Regions from separate parts of the Homo sapiens genome. Here region 1 is linked to region 2. A link is an interaction called in ENCODE POLR2A ChIA-PET data of the cell type or tissue named here. Cell type or tissue: endothelial cell of umbilical vein. All regions are shown on one strand. Links, peaks and the distances in the headings refer to the core of each region. The heading gives the core; the rest is flanking DNA.

The links. Peaks named below come from ENCODE experiments on the same cell type or tissue, not always from the same donor. Only the 100,000 strongest peaks of a DNase experiment are listed, where the experiment ranks them.
Region 1: POLR2A ChIA-PET joins it to region 2 with 6 read pairs; 2 of 35 experiments call an interaction of 5 or more read pairs at or near these places.

Annotation. Positions count from the first base shown.
Region 1 is chr7:91,291,674-91,294,590 of GRCh38, reverse strand. No RefSeq gene overlaps it. Among named protein-coding and RNA genes, the nearest start is that of LINC02932, 18 kb to the left of the region's middle. RefSeq lists an enhancer at 1-452. In endothelial cell of umbilical vein, for the core only: no CTCF peak of the experiment used is centred there; a DNase peak (open chromatin) is centred at 1,230; H3K27me3 peaks cover 616 bases.
Region 2 is chr7:91,101,310-91,104,226 of GRCh38, reverse strand. The region is part of intron 12 of CDK14 (cyclin dependent kinase 14); the gene reads right to left. Among named protein-coding and RNA genes, the nearest start is that of FZD1, 160 kb to the left of the region's middle. In endothelial cell of umbilical vein, for the core only: no CTCF peak of the experiment used is centred there; no DNase peak of the experiment used is centred there.

The sequences.
Region 1 (2,917 bases), core at 197-2,696, 190 kb before region 2:
GGAGCCAGCCACAGAGGAAAGAGGAGATGTTTAGCATTCTACCAGCCTTCTGTTTGCTTTATCTGTACTACATTAATTTAGCAGAGAATCCTAACAGGCTGTTAGTGGTAGATGTTGCAAAGTGTTCACTATCCCGAAAGAATGAAGAAATGCTTTTGCGCCAAGAAGAGGAGTAATTCAAAGCACGTAATTGATTTTCTACAGTTTCAAACTGTGATAAGACTAAGGTCTAGCAACAGAAACATATCTTAGCAGTTTTGTCTGTGTTTCTCGATGAAATAAAAAAAGAGAACCCCCATAACTAGTAGATGGTTAACTTACTTTGAACATCTCACTAGATATTAACAGATATTGCAGTGGAATTTGGAATAAATTGGTTTGATTTGGAATGGTTTGCAGAAGGCAGCTGTGCTGTAGGAAGCAAAATTCATTGCCCAGGTGTGTGATGGAAACACCTTTCCCATTTCCTCAAGGAACTGGGTGTGCTGCACTTACATTCAAGACTCTCTCCACTCCCCTTACCTCACCCACTTTTGCAGAACATGAATCAGAGGGAGGCTCTTCTGGTATTAGTTAGCAGGCAACACGCTTCACTCAGGGAAAACTCTTGCTCACTATTATTCCCAGCAAATGAGAGATATTAAGCCAGTCACCCTAGAGGCAACTGACCAGCTGTTCTTCTTGTTCATGGGAAACAGAGGAGATGAGGAGGTGAGCACCAGGTAGGGATAGGAAGTGAGACCTAGGAACTCCTTGCCGATGAGGGCTGACAAGTGCTGGCTTGGATGAACAAAGAGTTTTTATTCCCATAGACCTTTAGAAACAGGAGGTACTGGTTAGTTCCTCAGGTCTTTCTGGAAGTGAAGAGCTGGATTAGATGACATGTAAGACCACCCCCTCTTTTCCAGCTCTCTTTTGCCTTCTAGCAAACTAGCAAACGAAAATTCTCAATCTCTCTCCCACCAAAAAAAAAAAAAAAAAAAAAAAAGGGAGGAGAACCAGAAGCTTTGTCTGAAGTTGCAACAGTCACTGGGGGTCTCTCATCATAGTGCTTCAGGGCCTAAGGTGATCATTAACAGTCAGCAAGGCAAGTTCCCTGAGGCATGTGAGAGCAGGGAGACCGCAGAGTCAACTCTTACCTTTTAAGCATCCCTCCCCCGGCTCTTGTTAGAGGCCCCTTCTGCAATGCCAATTCTGTGTTTATACTGATGGTGGAAATAGATATGTATGGAATAACCCCAAAGTCATGTTAAACAAATACAATTCACTAAAAAGGAAGAGCCAGTCCCTGCCAATTTTCATCAGTCTTTGTTCCACTTATGTAAGAGCCCTGGCAACTGGGCTCAAAAACAACCTCAAGAGATATCATCATACTCCATCAATGGATAGCCCTCTGATAATGGGTTTGGAGTGGGGTTGAAGGGTGGAATGGGAAATGTTTCACCAGGGAGGTGGCCCTTCAACTGGCTCTTATAGGGTAGAAAAGGATTTTGTTGGAGGTTTGGGGTGCTAAGGAGGAGATTCCTGCAGCTGGATGGCGCAGTTCAAAGCACAGAGACTTTGAAATTGCAAGTTGTCAGGGAACTGCAAATAGTGGGGAAAAGCTAGAGGGTAGTAGATAAGTGGGGAGAGAAAAATAAGCTAGATGGATAGAAGGTGGTCATCCTAAGTTTTCCTGCCATTAAAGGGTCCTGAATAGAAGTAAAGAAAGGATTGAGCAGAAGTGATCAAATCAGTTAGTATTATAGTGGTCCAGGTGTGAGAGGATGAGTTCCTGAACTAGGGCAGTGACAGTGGGGATAGAAACTACAGGATGAATAGGAGAGAAGTTAACGTATAATCTACTGGACTTAGTATCTTTTACAATGTGAAGAATGAGGGCAAAAGGGAACCTGGGATGATTCACAAGTAGAGTGAGCAAAGAGCAAATACTGTCCAAATCATTGAATTTCATCTCCAAATTGTTTATTGTGTTACTTGAGAAGGAAGTTTGTTTCTGTATTTGACTTTGGTTTGATTTGGGGAGGCTTCATTTGGATTTCCAGGTATCCCCTTCATGTAGCTGTCCCTAACCTTTTTGGCAACAGGGATTGGTTTCGTGGAAGATAATTTTTCCACAGATTGGGGTAGGGAGGATGGTTTTGGGAAGATTCAAGTGCATTACATTTATTGTGCATTTTATTTCTATTATTAATACATAGTAATACATAATGAAATATACAACTCACCATAATGTAGAATCAGTGGGAGCCCTGAACTTGTTTTCCTGCAACTAGATGGTTCCACCTGGGAGTGATGGGAGACAGTGACAGCTCATCAGGCATTAGATTCTCCTAAAGAGCATGCAACCTAGATCCCTCACAGGTGCAGTGCAAATAAGGTTCATGCTTCTCTGAGAATCTAATGCCACTGCTGATCTCACAGGAGGTGGAGCTCAGGTGGTAATGTGAGCAATGGGGAGCAGCTGTAAACACAGATGACACTTTGCTTGTTTGCCTGGTGTTCGCCTCCTGCTGTCCAGCCTAGCTCTTAACAGGCCACAGACCACTACTGGTCTGTGGCCCAGGGTTCAGGGACCCCTCCCTTGGTGGACAGCAAAGAGAAAGTGCCTGGATGAAGGAGAGGAAAGAGGGCAACTGTGCTGGGAGCCTTCAGATTGTGGACAGTGGAAGTAAGGTGATGATGGTCACCAGGAGAACCTTATGAAAAACTAATATACCATGTTCTAAAAGCTTTATTTATTTTATTATTTTATTTTTGAGACACAGTCTCGCTCTGCTGCCCAGGCTGGAGTGCAGTGGTGCAGTCTCGGCTCACTGCAACCTCCGCCTCCCAGATTCAAGTGATTCTCCTGCCTCAGCCTCCCCAGTAGCTGGGACTACAGGCAAAGTGTTGAGATTACAGGCGTGAGTCACCA
Region 2 (2,917 bases), core at 189-2,688:
CCATCAGGTTGGTGGGGGTGTACTCAATGAGCCTCTATGTTCACAAGGGGTCAGAAAAACCTGGAAGGGTATGTGGGACAAGAGACTGTTATGTTCATTCTACATTCATTTTGTAAAAAGATGTTTGTTGTTCATGGAAACTCTTTTAAAAAAAAACTAAGGAATTTTAAAATTATAAACCTGGATGACAAGACATAAACAATCCCTACTGAATTCAGAGTATGTGTGGTATGAGAATCTTATATTGCGAATAACTATGAAACAAGTGCTTTTAATACAGTTGAAAATAACAGTATGCTGCTCTTCTAATTATAAAGAATTTTCTGCATTTTTCTAGTCCTTATCCATGCAATACACACTCTCTCTCTCTCTCTCTCTCTCTTTCTCTCTCTCTCTCTCTCGGTCTCCTTGCAGTTTTTTAAAAAAATGTATGAAAGAAGGTAACATGAATAGTGAAAAACAGTCTTAGACCATGAATATAGAGCAGGATATTCTCCTTATTCCCTGTACAGGTTAGTTTTTATACCTCAGAAATGAGGAAGATGGAATAGATTGTCTTTAAGAGTTGTCCTAGCTCTAATGCTACATATCCTCCAATCTGGGAAGAACCAGATTGTGAACTAGAGGCAGGGAGAGTTAGCACAGCTGTACTGGCCTGCCAGGGCTGACCTACCAGAATTTCCTGCTCTGCCACCAATGAAAGGAACAAACAGTGCCTCTCACTTCTCTCCACTCAACCTTGAAACTAGCGCTTTTTCAAAATCTAACCTAAGTTTCTAAGACTTCCTGAAAACAGACAAAGAGCAAAGTAAACCTGGAGTCCTCTGCCAGACTAGAGAGTACCATCAAAGTTGAAAAGATGGAATGGAAAGTGGAGGACAAAAATGGTGGTGCAAAAAAGAAAAAGAGGAGGTCCACTGGTTGTGGCAAGACGAAGAGGGCTACTTCCTGGAAGACAGCATTTCTTTTTTTTTTTGACAGAGTATTGCTCTGCTGCCCAGGCTGGAGTGCAGTGGCATGGTCTCGGCTTGCTGCAGCCTCTGCCTACTGGGTTCCAGCGATTCTCCTGCCTCAGCCTCCTGGGTAGCTGGGATTACAGGTGCACACCACCAAGCCTGGCTAATTCTTACATTTTTAGTAGAGATCAGGTTTCACCATGTTGGCCAGACTGGTCTCGAACCCTGAACTCAGTTGATCCGCCCGCCTCAGCCTCCCAAAGTGCTGGGATTATAGGTGTGAACTATCGCACCCGGCCGGAAGGCAGCATTTCTAATACAATGTGGAGACACAACATCTGCTAAATGACTGAATGTTTGCTTGAGTAATGAGTATATCAATGGTTATATCTATAGAGGTTTCACATTACCTGAGAAATAAAAATTGAAGAAGTAGGCAGTCATTTTTGAGCAAAAACATCTTATGTTCAGGTCCTGGTCCTTAAAGAACCTCTTCAAACTATACATCCCCCGGAAGATGTCATTTTCTTTTTTTTTTTTCTGATTTGGTTTGGTTTTTGAAGTGGGAAGGAAGTTGATCCTTGCCTTTTTAAGGTTAACTTATAAACTAGGACTGCATGGATGTTTGTTTTGATTTAGGGTTTTTTTTTTTTACACTATAGTTCTAAAAGACTCCCTCTAAAACTGATGATACACCTGCTTGTATAACAACTAAGGCAAGCTACATTTTGTTCCCAAGGGTGGCTTCTAAATCTCTATAAAACTCTCCACTGGAATTTATTGTTTTAGCTCATGAAAACTGGATATAAAGAGTAAAGGTGTGGTAGGTGTAATTTACATATTAGACCATTCAATGGAGATACAAAATTCCATATAAAAAGCTTAAATGGGAAGAAAAAGTTCTAGAATGTTCCTCACTTACATTTTATATGGTGACGGGATACTATTACACTCACTATGGGCCTATGTCTGAAGCATAATAGTGTGCTTTCTTTTACAGAGTTGGAAGTACAACAACCAACCTGGAGTGAGTGATGCAGAGGGTCTATACTCATACTTTATGCACCGTCACACTCTTCACAGAGCAAAGCCACAGAGCCTGGATCCCTTCAATTGACAGTGCACATCTCTGTGGCAAGGATACCAATGCGGGTGCTGGCCACTGAATTAATCAACATCTGATCTCTTGAAAATGATCTGGATGATTTGTGAAGAAGTCCACCCACCAATAAAGACAAGTCTGTCTGTTTTCCTTAACTACTGAACAGAACTGTCAGATGCAGCAGTCTTCTTGTCTACACATCCAAAGCAAAATGCTCAAATGCTCATGTAACCCCCTCTTATCAAAGCTTTTTGTCTTAGAGGGAGTACTATGGTCATAACACTGCTTTTGTTTTTCAAAAAATGACTTACTTTTAGCAAACAGGCTTAAATTTATTCATTTTGCAAGGAGGGGTCAGAAATTGGTCAAGCAGAACATGAGTGAATCTGACATTGGAATAAACTCTTGGGGAAAATAAAGACTAACAGAAGAAAAGATTCAGCCCTGTGCAGTGTACTTCTCAACCCCAGGTGCTGGGCTGTGCAATGAAATGAGAAGCAAGACTCGTAGTTACATTAATAATGAAGACACAGAGTTGTTTAACACTGGGACTTCCTTTCTCACTGTACTCAATGTAAAAAAAATAATGAGATTCCTCCCCTCAAAACAAACTGATAACATTTTTATATTAGTTTCTGTAAATAGGCTGTAGTTTTAGTACATAAAAATACTCAATACTTATTCACTTATTCTAATGAAATTGTTTAATGCCACAATCTCCCTGGCAGACACTCATTCCCATAATGGTCAGCTCACTTGACAGCCAATGCTATATTAGAATAATGCTATTTGTAGGCAGCTCTACAGTTCACAAAATGCCTTCCCATGTATTATTTTATTTGATCCAGATGATCAAAGG